2 separate regions of the Homo sapiens genome follow, and region 1 is linked to region 2. Evidence: read pairs that join two places in POLR2A ChIA-PET (ENCODE). Cell type or tissue: K562. All regions are shown on one strand. Each heading gives the region's core, and the rest is flanking DNA. Links, peaks and the distances in the headings are about the cores only. Region 1 has its middle 40 kb from the start of CLIC4. Region 2 overlaps CLIC4 (chloride intracellular channel 4).

Evidence for each region. ChIA-PET counts read pairs that join two places held together with the same protein. Peaks named below come from ENCODE experiments on the same cell type or tissue, not always from the same donor. Only the 100,000 strongest peaks of a DNase experiment are listed, where the experiment ranks them.
Region 1: POLR2A ChIA-PET joins it to region 2 with 6 read pairs; 4 of 35 experiments call an interaction of 5 or more read pairs at or near these places.

Annotation. Positions count from the first base shown.
Region 1 is chr1:24,700,409-24,711,459 of GRCh38, forward strand. No RefSeq gene overlaps it. Among named protein-coding and RNA genes, the nearest start is that of CLIC4, 40 kb to the right of the region's middle. In K562, for the core only: no CTCF peak of the experiment used is centred there; DNase peaks (open chromatin) are centred at 4,383, 5,053 and 7,438; H3K4me3 peaks cover 989 bases.
Region 2 is chr1:24,792,939-24,802,249 of GRCh38, forward strand. CLIC4 (chloride intracellular channel 4) reads left to right here. Exons shown (of 6, transcript NM_013943.3): 2 at 4,804-4,913. Among named protein-coding and RNA genes, the nearest start is that of CLIC4, 52 kb to the left of the region's middle. In K562, for the core only: no CTCF peak of the experiment used is centred there; no DNase peak of the experiment used is centred there.

The DNA of each region.
Region 1 (11,051 bases), core at 1,246-9,245, 91 kb before region 2:
GAGGCACCGCACCCAGCTGAGTCCCCTTATTATGCAGGGATCTCTGGGCCTTTCGCTCAGTCTCTCCTATCACGTCCACAGTACCACTGTGAGGTGGAAATCATCATCTCCATTTCGTAGATGAGAAAACGGGGGCTCAGGAGGTTTGGGCAGGATTCTCTCAGCTTCCAGTAACAGAAAAGCCAACTGAAAATGGCTTAAATGATGAAGACACTGATCTGACAAGGAAGCCAAAATTTTAGGTCTGGGAACTTCTGGATCGTTAACCCAGGGGCTCCACAGGGAAGGGATTTCGAGACTCATCCTCTTTCCCTCCTGGTGAGCTCCATCCTTTGCATATCAGCTCTTCCCTCCTTCTCAGCCCCAGAATGGCTGCTCTGCAGCGGTTTCAGGGGCCACGGGCCCACAGTGGCATTCAGAAACAAAGAGAACCCCATCCTCCCTTGTCACCCCTTTTAAGATGGAAGAGAACCCATCATTTCTTACTGGCCAGAATTGCCTAAACCAATCACTTGGTAAGGAAATGAGACCACCTCGGGTGGCCCAGACCCGCTGAGATCCACTTCCTGGGAAGAAGCTCTCCCGAAGGCCAGGGGTGCTGAGAGGAGGACAAACAGCATCCAGGTTTTGCCAGGCATAGCAGCTCACACTTGAGATCCCAGCTACTCAGGAGGCTGTGGCAGGAGGATCACTTGAGTCCAGGAAGTGGAGACTGCATTGATCTATGATTGTGCCACTGCACTCCAGCCTTGGTAACACAGCAAAACCCCATCTCTAAAAAAAAAAAAAAAAAAAAAAAAGGGGCGTGGTGGTTTACACCTGTAATCCCAGCACTTTGGGAGACCTAGGTGGGTGGATCACCTGAGGTGAGGAGTTCGAGACCAGCCTGACCAACATGGTGAAACCCGTCTCTACTAAAAATACAACAACAAAAAAATAGCTGGGAGTGGGGGCATGCGCTTATAATCCCAGCTACTTGGGAGGCTGAAGCAGGAGAATTGCTTGGACCCGGGAGGCGGAGGTTGCCGTGAGCCGAGATGGCGCCATTGTACTCCAGCCTGGGAAACAAGAGCAAAACTGCATCTCAAAAAAAAAAAAAAAAGATTCCAGATTTTGCTAATAAGGAAGAAGGGGTCTGCCTCAGAGCAGAAGAGACTTGCTCAAGATGTCCACGTGGTTAGAGGTGGATCTGTGGATCTGGGCCCTAAGACAGGCCTGGCCCTGTTATTCCCCTCTCTTTATTATCCCCATTTCTTTTTGTTTGTTTGTTTTGTTTTGTTTTTGAGATGGAGTCTCACTGTGTCACCCAGGCTGGAGTGCATTGGTGCAACCTCGGCTCACTGCAACCTCTGCCTGGCAGGTTCAAGCTATTCTCCTGCCTCAGCCTCCCAAGTAGCTGAGATTATAGGTGCCCGCCACCATACCTGGCTAATTTTTGTATTTTTAGTAGAGACGGGGTTTCACCATGTTGGCCAGGCTGGTCTCAAACTCTTGACCTCAGGTGATCAGCCTGCCTCGGCCTCCAAAAGTGCTGGGATGACAGGTGTGAACCACTGTGCCCAGTCTATTATCCCAATTTCATAGAGGAGAAAATTGAGGCTCATATTATAGAATCTAGGAGGCTTCTTACCAACCCCAGAAGTCTGTGTAAATAATGTTAGTAATTCTCACATTGAACACTTTATGTGCCCCCACATATCCCATCACCTATGAGGTCAGATGGTTATTTTATTTTATTTTTTTTTTGAGACAGAATCTCACTCTGTCATCTAGGCTGGAATGCAGTGGTGTGATCTCGGCTCACTGCAACCTTCACCTCCTGGGTTCAAGTGACTCTCCTGCCTCAGCCTCCTGAGTAGCTGGGATTACATGTGCCCGCCACCATGCTCGGCTTATTTTTCTATTTTTAGCAGGGACAGGGTTTCACCATGTTGCCCAGGCTGGTCTTGAACTCCTGGCCTCAAGTGACCTGCCCGCCTCAGCCTCGCAAAGTGCTGAGATTACAGGCATAAGCCACCATGCCCAGCCATCAGATGCTATTAAAATCTCCATTTTACAGAGGAAGACACAGAGGCACAGAGAATAAGAAGCTTGCCTGAGGCTACACAGCCAGAAAGTGGTGGTGCTGGTATTTGAACCCTGCCTGGTATTCCAGGATCCCATCATGCCAGGTCAAGCGGGAAGCCCAGACTGGTGAGTCAAAGGACAGGTGGGGCAGTCCCCAGCCAAACAGAGAGAGTTGAGTAGCAACAGGCGAAGGCCAGCTGTTTGAGAGGCCCACTAGCTGGGAATGGGGCTGGGGCCAGGCCAGCTGGCAGGCCCAGCTGAACCTGCAACATGAGCCCAGGAACCATCACTACCCACCCACCGTGCCTCTCGAGTTCCCAGTCTCCTGCTCAGCCCCCTCCAGGAGCCTGAAGTACAGATTCAGGTTTGATGGGCAACAAGTGCTCGCAGGACAGCTCAGCAAACCACATGCGCTGACAGCCCAGAGGCACCTCAAAGAGTTTTTGGTCCAATGCTCCAAAAATGCTCATTTTCCAGACAGGGAAACTGAGGCATGCATAAAATATTTTGTTTTTGTCTGTCTTATTCACTGCTTCATTCCATCTCCCAAAACAATGCTTGGCACATAGTAGGTACTCAGTAAATATTTGTAGAATGACTGACTCATGAATGAATGTGGTTTTTCCAAGGCACTTAGCATTGCACAGGGGCAAAGGCTCATACAATAGAAAGCTGGCTGTCGGGAACAAAGCCTCTTCTCCTCCAACCCCTCAAGTCAAATGGGAAGACTGGGGGGCTCAGAGTAAAGAGTCCACAATCAAGGATATACCCTCACAAGGAAAACAGGCTCTCGTAGGCACACAGCATTTAATCCATTTCCCCCAATACCTAGACACACACACACGCATGCCTCACTTTAGTTACAAGGGCAGCAGAACCCATTCACTCTGTTTAAGCATAAATGGGGAAGGGGGAATTTACTGGCAGGATCCCTGTGCAACCCAAGGGCAGGAAACTCAGCCAGTGCTCCCAAACGGGCCAGAAACAAACACAGAAAGTTTTTTTTTTAAATGACATTATGGGCCGGGTGCGGTGGCTCACACCTGTAATCCCAGCACTTTGGGAGGCCAAGGCAGGTGGATCACGAGGTCAGGAGTTCAAGACCAGCCTGGCCAAGATGGTGAAACCCGGTCTCTAATAAAAATACAAAAATTAGGCCGGGCGTGGTGGCTCACACCTGTAATCCCAGCACTTTGGGAGGCCGAGGCGGGCGGATCACAAGGTCAGGAGATCGAGACCATCCTGTGAATGGTGAAACCCTCTCTGTACTAAAAATACAAGAACTTAGCCGGGCATGGTGGCAGTCGCCTGTAGTCCCAGCTACTTGGGAGGCTGAGGCGGGAGAATGGCGTGAACCCAGGAGGTGGAGCTTGCACTGAGCCGAGATTGCGCCACTGCACTCCAGCCTGGGCGACAGAGTGAGACTCCGTCTCAAAAAAAAAAAACAACGAAAAAACAAAAATTAGCTTGGCGTGGTGGTGGGTGCCTGTAATCCCAGCTACTCGAGAGGCTGAGGCAGGGAATTGCTTGAACCCAGGAGGTGGAGGTTGCAGTGAGCCAAGATCACGCCACTGCACTCCAGCCTAGGTGACAGAGTGAGACTCTGTCTCAAAAAAAAAAAAAAAATGACATTACGGGTTGGACACAGTGGCTCACACCTATAATCCCAGCACTTTGGGAGGCCAAGGCAGGTGGATCACTTGAGGTCAGGAATTGGAGACCAGCCTGGCCAACATTATGAAATCCCGTCTCTACTAAAATACAAAAATTAGCTGGGCGTGGTGGCGGGCACCTGTAATCCCAGCTACTTGGGAGGCTGAAGCAGGAGAATCACTTGAACCCAGGAGGCGGAGGTTGCAGTGAGCTGAGATTGCGCCACTGCACTCCAGCCTGGGTGATAGAGCAAGACTCCATCTCAAAAAAAAAAAAAAGAAAGAAAAAGAAAAAGAAAAAAAAATGACATTACCCGCCATCGCCCCATCCCTCTGGTCTGCACATCCACTTTCTTCTTCTCTTCCCTGCTCAGAACTTTCTCCCAGCCCCTGGCTGTCCCAGGCCCAGCTTTATAGGTCCTCTTGGTTCAAACACCCAACAGAGACTGGGTGTCTGGATCTCAATCACACATTCTCAGCAGAGGGAACCTGACTGGCTGGCTGGTCTTGGGAGCCGTGGGGGTCTAGGGGCCACCGCCCACCACTCAGGGCTGTGGGGGCAGACTCAGAGAGGGGTGTGGTTGTGGAGGGTGGGAAGAAATGAGGCCTGCCCAGGCCCAGCAGCTTGTCTAATTCCTTTCAACCCGCCCCCTCCCGCCGCCTCCCCCCGTCTTCCCAGACAAGAGGTCTTGAATCTCTCCCAGGATGAGGCTGTTAGGCTACCCACACAAACACGACGTCATCCATTGTCCCTCATTATTCATTATTGTTAGAGGGCTCTTAAGTCATCCTTTCTCCTTCTGAACTAGCCGTTGCTCATCTGCTCATGTCTGTGGCTGCAGCAATTAATGCCAGTTTCAGTCAGTACAAACCAATCATTCCCTCGGTTTGCTTCTTTGGCTGCTATAAACAATTTTTTTTTTTTTTTTTTTTTTGAGACAGGGTCTCGCTTTGTCACCCAGGCTGGAGCGCAGTGGTTTGATCTCAGCTCACTGCAGCCTCGACTTCCCCAGGCTCAGGTAGGTGATCCTCCCACTTCAGTCTCCCAAGTGGCTGGGACTACAGGCAGATGCCACCATGCCCAGATAATTTTTAAATTTTTTTGTAGAGACGGGTCTCACTATGTTGCCCAGGCTAGTCTCAAACTCCCAGGCTCAAGTGAGTCTCCCGCCTCAGCCTCCTAAAGGGCTGGGATTACAGGAATGAGCCAGCGCTCCGGCCTAGAAACAATTTTTAAACCTTGTAAATCCAAACCCCATAAAAGAGAGGAACTGATTGGTTCTCCCACTCACCAATTTGTCAGGACTGCCCCTACTGGGCAGAGCTTTCGCACCAGCGGCCTCCGCCCTCCCCCATTCACACTAGCCTATAAAGTGGCTGCCTGAGATCCAGGGACCCGCCCATTCCTGGGCAGTGGTGGTTAGGGGCCCTTTGGGCTTTGGTTTTTGCAAACATTTTCTTTGCTTACCCTGATTCTTCTCTGGGCTGGTGCCAGTTTCGTGTGCTCCTACTCCCGCCCCTATTCTTTGTTCATTGTTTACTGAAGCCTGTTCTTCTCCTTCCTGTGGCTTCCCCACCTTTTTCCTGCTGCTTGCTCATTTTGGACACATCTCTAATTCTAAGTGATGACCACCTACGGTGCTTTCGGCAAGTCCCTTAGCTCCTTGGGCCTCCGTTTCCCCATGTGCATATTTGTGCTACTCAATTCCCACTTCACAGGGTTATGAAAGGAGTTAATGTATCTGCGAGCTCCTGCTACACAGCGAGCACTAAACAAACATCAGTGTCTGCCTTTCTGTTTGGCTTCAGTCCTTAAAGCTGTCAACAGACCAGAGAGGCGGAGCTGGACTAGGAGAGAAGAACCTGAGTTCAAGCCTCTGCTGTGCGTCTAACTTGCTGTGTGACCTTGAGAAGCCCCTTTCCCTCTCTCGGACTCGGTTTCCCCATCTGTCCAATGAGGATTGGACTAGAGGAGCATTTCCCAAACTGAAACTAACAGCACGCCACACAGAGAAAGAGTATCTTTGGAGCCAGGTGCGGTGGCTCACGCCTGTAATCCTAGCACTTTGGGAGGCTGAGGTGGGTGGATCACCTGAGCTCAGGAGTTCAAGACCATCCTGGGCAACATGGTGAAAACCCGTCTCTACTAAAAATACAAAAAGTTAGCTGGGCGTGGTGGTGGGCGCCCGTAATCCCGGCTACTCAGGAGGCTGAGGCAGGAGAATCGCTTAAACCTGGGAGGCAGAGGTTGCAGTGAGCCCACATTGTGCCACTGCACTCCAGCCTGGGCGACAGAGCGAGACTCACAGAAAAAAAGAATATCTTTGGCCAAACATTTTGGGAAAAGCCATTTAACAACTTTCAGAATATTACAGGCACTGAAACTGTGCTGTCCAATATGGTAGCCACTAAACACATGGGACTATTTAAATTAAACATAAATAAAATTTGAAACTCAGTTATTCGGTCTCACTAGCCACATTTCAAGTGCTCAATAGACACACGGGGTTAATGGCTACAGTACAGCAGAGAACAGGTAAGAGCATTGCCTTTAGCACAGAAAGCACCATTTGAAGGCGCTGTAATCAGAGGAGGCCTGCTTCACTTTAATCCAGCATTTCCCAAACACATTGTGCGTGTGTGTTTGTGTGTGTGTGTGTGACACAGGGTCTCATTCTGTCACCCAGGCTGGAGTGCAGCGGCACAAACACAGCTTGCTGTAGCCTTGACTCCTGGGCTCAAGCAATCCTCCTGCCTCAGCCTCCCAAGTAGCTGGGACTACAGGCATGTGCCACCACACCCGGGTAATATTTTTGTATTTTTTTTGTAGAGACAAGGTCTCACGGTGTTGCCAAGGCTGGTCTCAAACTCCTGGGCTCAAGCAATCCTTCTGCCTGCCTCAACCTCCCAGAGTGTTGGGATTACAAGCATGAGCCACCATTGCCTGGCCATGTTTTAACATTTTTCTTGGCTGAAAGGACATTATATTTGTGGAAAGAGAATGGCTTGCTGAGGCTGGAATGCACTGGGAAGGAGAGGAGACAGAGAAATTAGTTGTTCAGGATTAAGAAGCAAGTAGAGGCCAGGAGCTGTGGCTCACGCTTGTAACCTCAGCACTTCAGGAGGCCAAGATGGGTGGATCACAAGGTCAGGAGTTCGAGACCAGCCAGACCAACATGGTGAAACTCTGTCTCTACTAAAAATACAAAAATTAGCTGGGACTGGTAGCAGGTGCTTGCAATCCCAGCTACTCAGGAGACTGAGGCAGGAGAATCGCTTTAACCTGGGAGGCGGAGGTTGCCACGAGCTGAGATCATGCCACTGCACTACAGCCTGGGTGACAGAACGAGACTCCGTCTGAAAAAAAAAAAAGTAAGTAGAATTTGCGGGGGGAGATGAAAGAGGAGATGAGAGTGGGTTGAAAGTGGGAGAGGGTCTGGCAACCTGGTGGGCAGAGGGAGCCAGGAAAGGAAAGAGGACCAGCGGGCCAGGATGGCTGAAGGACTCCTGAGAAGAATGAACCTGATGTTCAGTTTTAAGTTGTCTGTACACAGCTGCATTGCAATGCAACTCCCCCATCCACCATCCACAAATCAGTAAAGGTCTACCACATCTTGACACATGGCCTTGGAGAAAATCAAGCAAAAAGGGCTATATGTTCTATCCCTGCGCTGCCAGTGTGTGTGTGTGTGTGGGGGGGGGGGGGGGGGGTGGAGGGGGAGGGGGGGTGGTGGTGGAAGGGCCCTCAAGGGAGTTGACAGCTGAAGGAGATCAAGAATTCAGTTGCAGGCCGGACGCGGTGACTCACACCTGTAATCTCAGTGCTTTGGGAGGCTAAGGCAGGTGAATCATGAGGTCAGGAGTTTGAGACCAGCCTGGCCAACATGGTGAAATCCCATCTCTACTAAAAATACAAAAAAATAGCTACTAGGCATGGTGACAGATGCCTGTAGTCCCAGCTACTTGGGAGGCTGAGGCAGGAGAACTGCTTGAACCCGGGAGGCAGAGGTTGCAGTGAGCCGAGACTGCACCGCTGCACTCCAGCCTGGGCAACAGTGAGACTTCATCCCCCCAAAAAAAAAAAAAAAAAATGGAATTCAGCTGCAGCAGGTTATACAGAAGGAAGAGAGGTAGAGGCTGGCTAGGAGAAATGGACCTCCTCCCCAAAAGTCCCCAGAGAGATTGGGAGGTGCGGTGGTTATAAAACACGGCCCCACAATTCTTTGACATTTCTCTCATCAAGATGTGGGGTTTTGTTTTTTCTTTTCTTTCTTTTTTTTTCTTTTTGAGACAGGGTCTTGCTCTGTCACCCAGGCTGGAGTGTACAATCATGGCTCACTGCCACCTCAACTTCTTGGACTCAAGCGGTCCTCCCACCTCAGCATCCCAAGTAGTTGAGACTATAGGCATGCACCACCATCCCTGGCTAATTTTTAAAAAATTTTTTGTGGCCAGGCGTGGTGGCTCATGCCTGTAATCCCAGGACTTTGGGAGGTCGAGGCGGGTGGATCACAAGGTCAGGAGTTCGAGACCAGCCTGGCCAATATGGTGAAACCCCGTCTCTACTAAAAAAAATACAAAAAAATTAGCCAGGCGTGGTGGCACATGCCTGTAATCCCAGCTACTCGGGAGGCTGAGGCAGGAGAATTGCTTGAATCCGGGAGGCGGAGGTTGCAGTGAGCTGAGATCACACCACTGCACTCCAGCTTGGGTGACAGAGCGAGACTCCGTCTCAAAAAACAAAAAAAAAAAGAAATTTAAAATTTTTTTGTAGAGACAAGGTCTCACCATGTCACCTAGGCTGCTCTTGAACTCCTGGGCTCAAGTGATCCTCCTGCCTCAGCCTCCTGAAGTGCTGGGATTACAGATGTGAGCCACTGTGCCCGGCCTACATGTGGGGTTTTGTATGCCATCCCCTTGAATATGGGCTCTATGACTATTTTGACTAATGGAGTATGATGGAAGTGACCCAAATCTTAAGAAACTGGTTGGTTTCACTTCCTATTTCTTGGGACACTTATTCTTGGAATCCAGTTGCTAAACTGTGCCCAGGCCACATTAACAGGCCATATGTAGGTGTTCTGGCCAATAGCCCCAACCGAGTTCCCAGTTGATAACCAGCGTTAATTGCCAGACATGTGAGTAAGAAAACCTCTAGATCACTCCAACCCCATTCACCAACTGACTGCAACCACGTGAAAAATCCTGTGGATTTGTGCACAACCTGTAGAACTATGAGAAGTAATGATATATATATACATACATTTTTTTTCCTTTTTTGAGACAGAGTCTTGCTCTGTCCCCCAGATTGGAGTGCAATGGTGTGATCTCGGCTCACTGCAACCTCCGCCTCCCAGGTTCAAGTGATTCTGCTGCCTCAGCCTCCCAAATAGCTGGGATTACAGGTGCCCACCACCATGCCCGGCTAATTTTCATATTTTAATAGAGGCGGGGTTTCACCAGGTTGGCCAGGCTGGTCTCAAACTCCTGACCTCAGGTGATCCACCCGCCTCGGCCTCCCAAAGTGCTGGGATTACAGGCGTGAGCCACCGCACCTGGCCAAAATGATGTTGCTTTAAGCCACTAAGTTTCAGCTGATTCATTTTGCTGCAATGGTTTTAACTGAAACAGCAGACAAGCCATGAAGCCCATTACAGTGGGGTGAGATATTAGAGCCGATTTTTCATAAAATCTTAAAGCATAAAAGGGCCTCAGTGAGCTGTAACACTTGTTAGATGACAGAGATCAACATCTGGATGAGCTTGATGTTAGATAAAGTCTCTGCTGTGACCTTGAGGAGTTGGACCAGGGACTGTCCAAGTCAGAGAGAGAAAGGTGTCAACTATGACTTGAATATTTCCAGCTTAGGCAGCTTGTCCTCTATGACAGCATGAGTTGAAATTGGAGGAGACAAAGAGGAAGAACAGATTTGGAGGAAAATGACAAGACCAATTAGAACACACTGTTGCATTTGATTTTTGGGGATTTTTTGTTGTTGTTTTTCTTTTCTTTTCTTTTTTGAGACAAGATCTCACTCTGTCACCCAGGTTGGAGTACAGTGGCACGATCATGACTCACTGCAGCCTCAACCTCCTGGGCTCAAGCCATGCTCCCACCTCAGCTTCCTGAGTAGCTGGGACCACAGGCGAGCGCCACCACACCCAGCCAATTTTTGTATTTTTTGTAGAAATGGGATCTTGCTGTGTTGCTTAGGCTGGTCTCAAACTCCTGGGCTCAAGCAATCCTCCCACCTTGGCCTCCCAAAGTGCTGGGATTATAGGCATGAGCCACTGTACCCGGTTACATTTGTAAAATGTTTTCTGTAAATGCCAAAGTCTGCTGATGGATAATAAAAAAGAAGAATTCTTGCTAGAAGTTTCGGCCCATGTTCTCTTTTTTTTTTTAAGATGGAGTTTCGCTCTTTTGCCTAGGCTGGAGTGCAGTGGTGCAATCTTGGCACATTGCAACCTCCACCTTCTGGTTTCAAGCTATTCTCCTGCCTCAGCCTCCTGAGTAGCTGGGATTACAGGCGCCTGCCACCACGCCCGGCTAATTTTTGTATTTTTTTTTTTTTGAGACGAATTTTTACTCTTGTTGCCTAGGCTGGAGTGCAATGGCGTGATCTCGGCTCACCACAACTTCCACCTCCCCAGTTTAAGTGATTCTCCTGCCTCAGCATCCCAAGTAGCTGGAATTACAGGCATTTGCCACCATGCTTGGCTAATTTTTGTATTTTTAGTAGAGATGGGGTTTCTCCATGTTGGTCAGGCTGGTCTCGAATTCCCGACCTCAGGTGATCCGCCCACCTCAGCCTCCCAAAGTGCTGGGATTACAGGTGTGAGCCACCACGCCCAGTCCCCCCATCTTTTTTTTTTTTTTTTTTTGAGACAGACTCTCACTCTGTCACCTAGGCTGGAGTGCAGTGGCATGATCTTGGCTCACTGCAACCTCCACCTCACGGGTTCAAGCGATTCTTCTGCCTCAGCCTCCTGAGTAGCTGGGACTACAGGCATGTGCCACCACACCTGGCTAATTTTTGTGTTTTTAGTAGAGATGGGGTTTCACTATATTGGCCAGGCTGGTCTCAAACTCCTGACCTCGTGATCCACCCACCTCTGCCTCCCAAAGTGTTGGGATTACAGGCGTGAGCCTCTGCGCCCGGCCTCGGCCCATGTTCTTACAGTAAAAGCTTTGAGGAGTCTGAAACCCAAATTCCATGTATTCATATCCTTGTTCATGCATTCATGTATTCATTCAATTTGCTCACTTAGCCAGCCATTCAGCAGGTAGAGTTATGCTTAAGAGAGGACCCTAGAACCAGACTACCTAGGT
Region 2 (9,311 bases), core at 1-8,000:
TGATCTGTAGCCAGTCCCCATTCATCTTTAGCCTGCTTTTAGTTTAACGTGTTTCTAAGTTCCTACATGTAATATCTTTATTATGTCTCGTTTACCAACTTAATGATTTTAACACTGCTTTGACAGGCAGCTTGGGAAATTTTAGTTAATTTTATAGATTAAGTGGAGGAGGATAAAGGCCTTGAGTCAGACTAGTTCTTTGTGTACCAAATTACTGTTGTTTTTTTTTTTTTTTCAGTAAATCTCAAATTTGGATTATCAGGCTAATTGGAAAGGTAGTGTATTAACATTTTCTTGTCTGTAGTAAATCCACTTGTGTGTTATCAGTGTTCCATGCTATTAATGGTCAGTATCTTCAAAAAGGCAACTTTGGGCACCAGTTTGTTATATAGTAGGATGAGTTAGTGCTGTAAATTGACTTGGGTTCTGAGAATCAAATATCATCCTAACCTTCCCACACCAGTGTTTCTTAATGTATCCAGCAGGCAGGTGCCTTACTTCAGAATCTCCTTGAGTGCCTATAACAAAATAAGGATTCCTGGGCCCCAACCCGGGAGTTCTGCTGAATCAGAATCTCTAGATATGAGGCCCTGGGGTCTTCATTTTAAATGTTTTCCTTAGGTTATTTGTAATCACAGTAAAATTTAAGAACTAGGCCTTTTTTAGGAAGTACATTTTTGTACAAGTTATATGTAGTATTAGGAATTAATATGATTCATTCTGCCCTCAAATTCTGTGTATATTTTGTTACTGATAAAGAATGATCGGATTTTTTTTTTTTCTTAAACCAAGCTCTGTTGTAACTGTTCCATGCTGTCTGATTAGGGTTCTAGAATCTTCACTATAAGCCCACTTTTTTTGTTTTTGTTTTTTAAACTCCCTTTACCTCTCCATTAGTTTAGGAATTAATGACTTTTTACTGATGTGGCATTTTACTGAAATGCTTCTGAATTTTTTGAGAGTTACTTTAGGATAATGAACAGTACTTTTACCAGCATCTTTGAATGACTTATTGGAGAGTTATTTCTGGCACTTTCCATGGACGTCATAGTCAACAGGCTGTGTTGATCTCTAGCAATGTCAGAACGTTCTCTTCCAGCATTCCAGCTCTCTTTCCTTCCCATCTCTCCTTTTCCTTCAGTCCATCTTTCCTTTTTAAACTTGGGGCTGATTCCATGTCTTTGCTATCATGAATAGTGCTGCAGTGAACATACATATGCATGTGTCTTTATGGTAGAATGATTTATATTCCTTTGGGTATATACCCAGTAATGGGATTGCTGAGTCGAATGGTAGTTCTGTTTTTAGCTCTTTGAGGAATTGCCACACTGCTTTCCACAATAGTTTAACTAATTTACACTCCCACCAGCAGCGTATAGTGTTCCCTTTTCTCTACAACTTTGCCAGCATCTGTTTTTTTTTTTTTTTTACTTTTTGAAAATAGCCATTCTGGTGTGAAATGGTATCTCACTGTGCTTTTGATTTGTTTTTCTCTAATGATCAGTGATATTGAACTTTTTTTCATATGCTTGTTGGGCCACATGTATGTCTTCTTTTGAAAAGTGTCTTCATGTCGGTTGCCCACATTTTAATGGGGTTGTTTTATATTTGTAATTTTGTTTAAGTTCCTTATGGATGCTGGATATTAGACCTTTGTCAGATGCATATTTTGCAAATATTTTCTCCCATTCAACCTGCATTCTGTAGGTTGTCTGTTTACTCTGTTGATAGTTTCTTCTGCTGTGCGGAAACTCTTAAGTTTAATTAGATCCTGTTTGTCAACTTTCGTTGCAATTGTTTTTGGCATCTTCGTCATGAAATCTTTGCCAGTTCCTATGTCCAGAATGGCACTGACTAGGTTGTCTTCCAGGGTTTTTATAGTTTTGGGTTTTACATTTAAGTCTTTAATCCATCTTGAGTTGATTTTTGTGTATGGTATAAGGAAGGAATCCAATTTTAATCTTCTGCATATGGTTAGCCAGTTATCCCAGCACCATTGATTGAATATGGAGTCTTTGACGTTGCTTGTTTTTGTCAGCTTTGTCGAAAATCAGATGGTTATAGGTGTGTGGCCTTATTTCTGGGCTGTACTTGAGGGTGGAGGATGGAAGGAGGGAGAGGATCAGAAATAACTATTGGGCTCTAGGCTTTGTACCTGGGTGATGAAATAATCTGTACAACAAACTCCTGTGACATGAGTTTACCTGTATAACAAACCTGCACATAATACCCCTGAACCTAAAATAAAAGTTAAAAACAATAGCAACAACCACCTTGGGGCATACATGATGGGACTATAAAAGATTTGTACCACTCTGATTTTAGGAAAATCTACCTCATCATTGCCATTCATTAAGTAGGATTAGAAATAGGTTATTATAAATATATCTTTTGCTATTTTCTTGCTCTCTGAAGGAATGTGTACAACAGGATATGGGCCGGGTATGGTGGTGCATGCCTGTAGTTTCAGCTACTGGGGAGGCTGAGGCGGGAGTATTTCTTAAGTCCACGAATTTGAAACTGCAGTATGCTGTGATTGTGCCTGTGAGTAACCACTGCACACCAGCCTGGGAAACATAGTAAGATCCTATCTCTAATTGAAAAAAAAAATAAAAAAAAAACAGGATATAGGATATTTATTTTTATTTTTGAAATGGAGTCTCACTTTGTCGCCCAGGCTGGAGTGCAGTGGCACGATCTCGGCTCACCGCAACCTCCACCTCCCGGGTTCAAGCAATTCTCCTGTCTCAGCCCCCCGGGTAGCTGGGATATAGGCATGCGCCACAACGCCTGGCTAATTTTTGTATTTTTCGTAGAGACGGAGTTTCACTATGTTGGTCAGGCTGGTCTCAAACTCCCGACCTTGTGATCTGCCCGCCTTGGCCTCCCAAAGTGCTGGGATTACAGGAGTCAGCCACTGCGCCCAGCCAGGATATGGGATGTTTATAATGAATTTTTTTTGGAGGCGGGTACACCTACAAGTTTCCCTTTTTACTTTGCCTTACGAAGAATACTGTCTGATAGAATGAAAAATGATTTTTACATTTCAGAAAACCCATAACAGACTTTGCCTTTGCCCTGAGGCAAGGGTTTATGTACCCCCTAGGAATTACTGTTCTGTCCAACATAGTAGCCATTAGTCATATGTGGCTATTTAAATTATGAAAACATATTGTTTATGTTTTAAATTATAAATTGTAGTCATGTGCTGCATATGCCAGGGGTCTCAAAAGATTGTAATTTGCTTTTATTTTTTATTTTTATTTTTTGAGATGGAGTCTTGCTCCTTCGCTAGGCTGGAGTGCAGTGGCACGATGTCGGCTCAGTAAAATCTCTGCCTCCCGGGTTCAAGCGATTCTCCTGCCTCAGCCTCGCAAGTAGCTGGGACTGCAGGCGCGTACCACCACGTCCAGCTAATTTTTTGTATTTTAGTAGAGGTGGGGTTTCACCATGTTGGCCAGGCTGGTCTCAAACTCCTGACCTCGTGATCTGCCCTCCTCGGCCTCCCAAAGTGCTGGGATTACAGGCGTGAGCCACTGCACCCAGCTTATAATTCGTATTTTTATTCTACTTTTTCTATGTTTAGATATGTCTTGATGTACAGATACTTACCATTATATTCCACTTGCCTACAGTATTCAGTACAGTAACATGCTGTACAGGTTTGTAGCCTAGGAGCAATAGGCTATACCATGTAGACTAGGTGTGTAGTAGGCTATCTCATCTAGGTTTGTGTCAGCATACCCTGTGATGCTTGTAAAATGCTAGAATCGCCTAACAGCACATTTTTTTCAGAATGTGTCCCTGTCAGTAAGTGATTCATGACTGTAATTTAAAATAAATGAAACAAAAAAATTCAGTTCACTTGAACTAGCCCCATTACATACTCCCTAGCCACATATTGCTAGTGGCTACCATATTGGACATTGGCAATATGGATCATCGCCATCATGCATTAAATTCTCTTGGGCAGTGCTATACTAGACTGGTCATTTTTATTTTTTATTTTATTTATTTATTTATTTTTTTTTTTTGAGACAGAGTCTCGCTCTGTCGCCCAGGCTGGAGTGCATGGCACGATCTCAGCACACTGCAACCTCTGTGTCCCGGGTTCAAGTGATTCTCCTGCCTCAGCCTTTTGAGTAGCTGGGACTACAGGCACCCACCACCACACCTGGCTAATTTTTTTATTTTTAGTAGAGATGGGGTTTCACCATATTGGCCAGGCTGGTCTCAAACTCCTGACCGTGTGATCCACCTGCCTCAGCCTCCCAAAGTGCTGGGATTACAGGTGTGTGCCACCACGCCTGGCCCTAGACTGATCATTTTTAAGAAAAGAAAGAGGCTAGCGCTAGCTGGGTGCAGTGGCTCATGCCTGTAATCCCAGCACTTTAGGAGGCTGAGGCAGGTGGATCACTTGAGCCCAGGAGTTCAAGACCAACCTGGATAACATGGTGAAACCCTGTCTCTACTAAAACTATTAAAAATTAGCCGGGATGGTGGTACGTGCCTGTAGCTCCAGCTGCTTGGGAGGCTAAGATGGGAGGTGAAGGTTGCAGTGAGCTGAGATCGCACCACTGCACTCCAGCCTGGGTGACAGAAGGAGACCCTGTCTCAAAAAAAGAAAAAAAAAAAAAAAGGCTAATGAAAGAACAAAATAATAAAGACCCAAATTTCTACTCTTCCTTCCACAATGTAACTTTTCCTGGCTTCTTGTACTCTTGATTAAAATTCAGAAAAAGTTATGTCATGTTGAGTATCATCACTTTGACCTTGTTTTTAATGTTTAATTCTGTTTTCCAGGCTGGCAGTGATGGTGAAAGCATAGGAAACTGCCCCTTTTCCCAGAGGCTCTTCATGATTCTTTGGCTCAAAGGAGTTGTATTTAGTGTGACGACTGTTGACCTGAAAAGGTAAGACATGGTCGCAGTTTGCAATCAACTTAAGCTGAACTATCTTTTCAGTTTGATCCTATTTTCACCTTGATGGCACATATTCTCTAAAGGAAATATATTGTATTAAAGTTCTGCTGGTTTATGGACAAACAACTTGTATATAACTATTTTGGACAAGTCACGCTGTCAGTATACTGCGTGGCTACTCAGTCTTTTTTAGGAACTTTTGTATGTTTACCTTAAATTTCATGAGTAGCACTAGGAGCTAAGTGTTAGTGTGGATGCAGTGAAATCCTTGACTTCTTTTTTCCAGTGTAAACATGGAGTCATGAAGAGCTTTCTAAGCAGACATCATCTTGGCCCCAAATGTGTTAAGCATGTGATCTTTATAATCTGGATCTTCAAAGACAAGGATTTTTAGGAGGTTGAATACCGTTGTTGTCAATTTCATTTAATTTATTTTTCAGAGAATAACAGTAATTTTCTATAGCATTTTAGCTATAATGCAAGTATTTTAATCATATTTGTTTAAATGTATTGTAAAATAAGAGCAATTATCTGTGGCCCGGTGTCTGTTCTTGCTAAGTGAAGAGTTGTTTGTAGGTTTCTCTCCTGGATGACTTTATGGCTTATTTTCCATAGTGGAGAGGGCTGAGAAGAGCCGTGATGAGTAGAAAGCTCTGTTTTATTCAGGAATGTCTATTCACCTTTAGCAAACAGGTCTGAGGTGAAGAACATTCATACATCCCCTTCCCCAAAAGATTTAAATCAAGGGTTAAGAATAGTTGTATTGCTCTTCCTCTCCCTCTCCCCACGGTGTCCCTCTCTTTCCACGGTCTCCCTCTCTTTCCACGGTCTCCCTCTCATGCGGAGCCGAAGCTGGACTGTACTGCCGCCATCTCGGCTCACTGCAACCTCCCTGCCTGATTCTCCTGCCTCAGCCTGCCGAGTGCCTGCGATTGCAGGCACGCGCCGCCACGCCTGACTGGTTTTGGTGGAGACGGGGTTTCGCTGTGTTGGCCGGGCAGGTCTCCAGCCCCTAACCGCGAGTGATCCGCCAGCCTCGGCCTCCCGAGGTGCCGGGATTGCAGACGGAGTCTGGTTCACTCAGTGCTCAATGGTGCCCAGGCTGGAGTGCAGTGGCGTGATCTCGGCTCGCTGCAACCTCCACCTCCCAGCCGTCTGCCTTGGCCTCCCAAAGTGCCGAGATTGCAGCCTCTGCCCGGCCGCCACCCCATCTGGGAAGTGAGGAGTGTCTCTGCCTGGCCGCGCATCGTCTGGGATGTGAGGAGCCCCTCTGCCTGGCTGCCTAGTCTGGAAAGTGAGGAGCGTCTCCGCCTGGCCGCCATCCCATCTAGGAAGTGAGGAGCGGCGCCTCTTCCCGGCTGCCATCACATCTAGGAAGTGAGGAGCGTCTCTGCCCGGCCGCCCATCGTCTGAGATGTGGGGAGCGCCTCTGCCCCGCCTCCCCATCTGGGATGTGAGGAGCGCCTCTGCCCGGCCGCAACCCCGTCTGGGAGGTGAGGAGCGTCTCTGTCCGGCCGCCCCGTCTGAGAAGTGAGGAGACCCTCTGCCTGGCAACCACCCCGTCTGAGAAGTGAGGAAGCCCCTCCGCCCGGCAGCTGCCCCGTCTGAGAAGTGAGGAGCCTCTCCACCCGGCAGCCACCCCATCTGGGAAGTGAGGAGCGTCTCCGCCCGGCAGCCCCCCCATCTGGGAAGTGAGGAGCGTCTCCGCCCGGCCAGCCGCCCCGTCGGGGAGGGAGGTGGGGGGGTCAGCCCCCCGCCCGGCCAGCCGCCCCGTCGGGGAGGGAGGTGGGGGGGGTCAGCCCCCCCGCCCGGCCAGCCGCCCCGTCCGGGAGGGAGGTGGGGGGGTCAGCCCCCCGCCCGGCCAGCCGCCCCGTCCGGGAGGGAGGTGGGGGGGTCAGCCCCCTGCCCGGCCAGCTGCCCCGTCTGGGAGGTGAGGGGCGCCTCTGCCCGGCCGCCCCTACTGGGAAGTGAGGAGCCCCTCTGCCCGGCCAGCCGCCCCGTCCGGGAGGGAGGTGGGGGGGGTCAGCCCCCCGCCCGGCCAGCCACCCCGTCCGGGGGGGGGGGTCAGCCCCCCCACCTGGCCAGCCGCCCCGTCTGGGAGGTGAGGGGCGCCTCTGCCCGGCCGCCCCTACTGGGAAGTGAGGAGCCCCTCTGCCCGGCCAGCCGCCCCGTCCGGGAGGGAGGTGGGGGGGTCAGCCCCCTGCCCGGCCAGCTGCCCCGTCTGGGAGGTGAGGGGCGCCTCTGCCCGGCCGCCCCTACTGGGAAGTGAGGAGCCCCTCTGCCCGGCCAGCCGCCCCGTCCGGGAGGGAGGTGGGGGGGGTCAGCCCCCCGCCCGGCCAGCCACCCCGTCCGGGGGGGGGGGTCAGCCCCCCCACCTGGCCAGCCGCCCCGTCTGGGAGGTGAGGGGCGCCTCTGCCCGGCCGCCCCTACTGGGAAGTGAGGAGCCCCTCTGCCCGGCCAGCCGCCCCGTCCGGGAGGGAGGTGGGGGGGTCAGCCCCCCACCCGGCCAGCCGCCCCGTCCGGGAGGGAGGTGGGGGGGTCAGCCCCCAGCCTGGCCAGCTGCCCCGTCTGGGAGGGAGGTGGAGGGGTCAGCCCCCTGCCCGGCCAGCCGCCCCGTCCGGGAGGTGAGGGGCGCCTCTGCCCGGCCGCCCCTACTGGGAAGTGAGGAGCCCCTCTGCCTGGCCACCACCCCGTCTGGGAGGTGTGCCCAACAGTTCATTGAGAATGGGCCAGGATGACAATGGCGGCTTTGTGGAATAGAAAGGCGGGAAAGGTGGGGAGAAGATTGAGAAATCGGATGGTTGCCGTGTCTGTGTAGAAAGAAGTAGACATGGGAGACTTTTCATTTTGTTCTGCACTAAGAAAAATTCTTCTGCCTTGGGATCTTGTTGGTCTGTGACCTTACCCCCAACCCTGTGCTCTCTGAAACGTGTGCTGTGTCCACTCAGGGTTAAATGGATTAAGGGTGGTGCAAGATGTGCTTTGCTAAACAGATGCTTGAAGGCAGCATGCTCGTTAAGAGTCATCACCACTCCCTAATCTCAAGTAATCAGGGACAAACACTGCGGAAGGCCGCAGGGTCCTCTGCCTAGGAAAACCAGAGACCTTTGTTCACTTGTTTATCTGCTGACCTTCCCTCCACTATTGTCCCATGACCCTGCCAAATCCCCCTCTGTGAGAAACACCCAAGAATTATCAATAAAAAAATAAATTAAAAAAAAAAAAAAGAATAGTTGTATTAATGGGAAAAACTAGGGTTTGGCAGTGGATTCCTCTTGATGCAAGTGTCACAACATGATTTGCTATTATACTGATTTTTAAAACTATTAGTCTGTTCTCACATTGCTATAAAGAACTACCTGAGACTGGGTAATTCATAAAGAAAAGAGGTTTAATTGACTGGCAGTTCTGCAGGTTGTACAGGAAACTTGTCTGGGGAGGCCTCAGGAGACTTACAAGTATGATAGAAGTCAAAGGGGAAGCAGACATGTCTTTCATGGCCGGAGAAGGAAGAAGAGAGAAGGGGGAGGTGTTACATATTTTTAAACAACCAGATCTTGTGAGAACTCACTCTCTGTCACAGGAACAGCAAGGGAAGTCTGCCCTTGTGATCCAGTCACCTCCCACAAGGCCCCTCTTCCACCATTGAAAATTACAATTTGATATGAGATTTGGGCAAGGACAGAAATTTAAACCATATTATATATCAAGTCATGAACAGTGTCCAGGAAAAGATATTGACAGCCTATCACTTGATAAAGTGGCAGAATTAATCTATGTTATCCCTCTGAGCATCACATGCTGATAGTTACCTGAGAGCTATAATTCCATTCCAAGTTCTAGGTTAGTGTACTCAGATTTCTGTCATTCCCTTAAAATACATTTTTACTTACTGCTAGTGCATATATTTGAAATTTTACAGACTTTAAAATTTATTGAACATAAGCCATAAAGTCATCAAGGAACCCCTTTAGTTATGTATATAAATGTAGAAATAAGCCTTTGGGAATAGTGAGTTAAAACTACAAGCTCTTGGGAAGACATTACCTTATTCATGTTGGGCAGAGATGTAAGAATGAAATAAGTCATGTAGTTACCCTTCTATTACTGTTTTTTTTTTATACATGTGTACACAAAGCAAGTTTCCCAATATAACTCCTAAAAATAGAGTGTGCCACCAGGCACACACCCTTACTGTGTCCTAAAATACATGAATTTCTCCTATTCCATTTTTGGCTTGGAGCAAGTGAGTTGACTGCCATTCTTTGAAAAAGCTGTCATTGAATAGTTTAATACAGTGCTTTAATTGTGATACATACCAGTAATAGTGCCATAAACATGGGAATCTGGGTCAGAAAAGGAAGTAAACCCATTATAGCTATTTCAGAG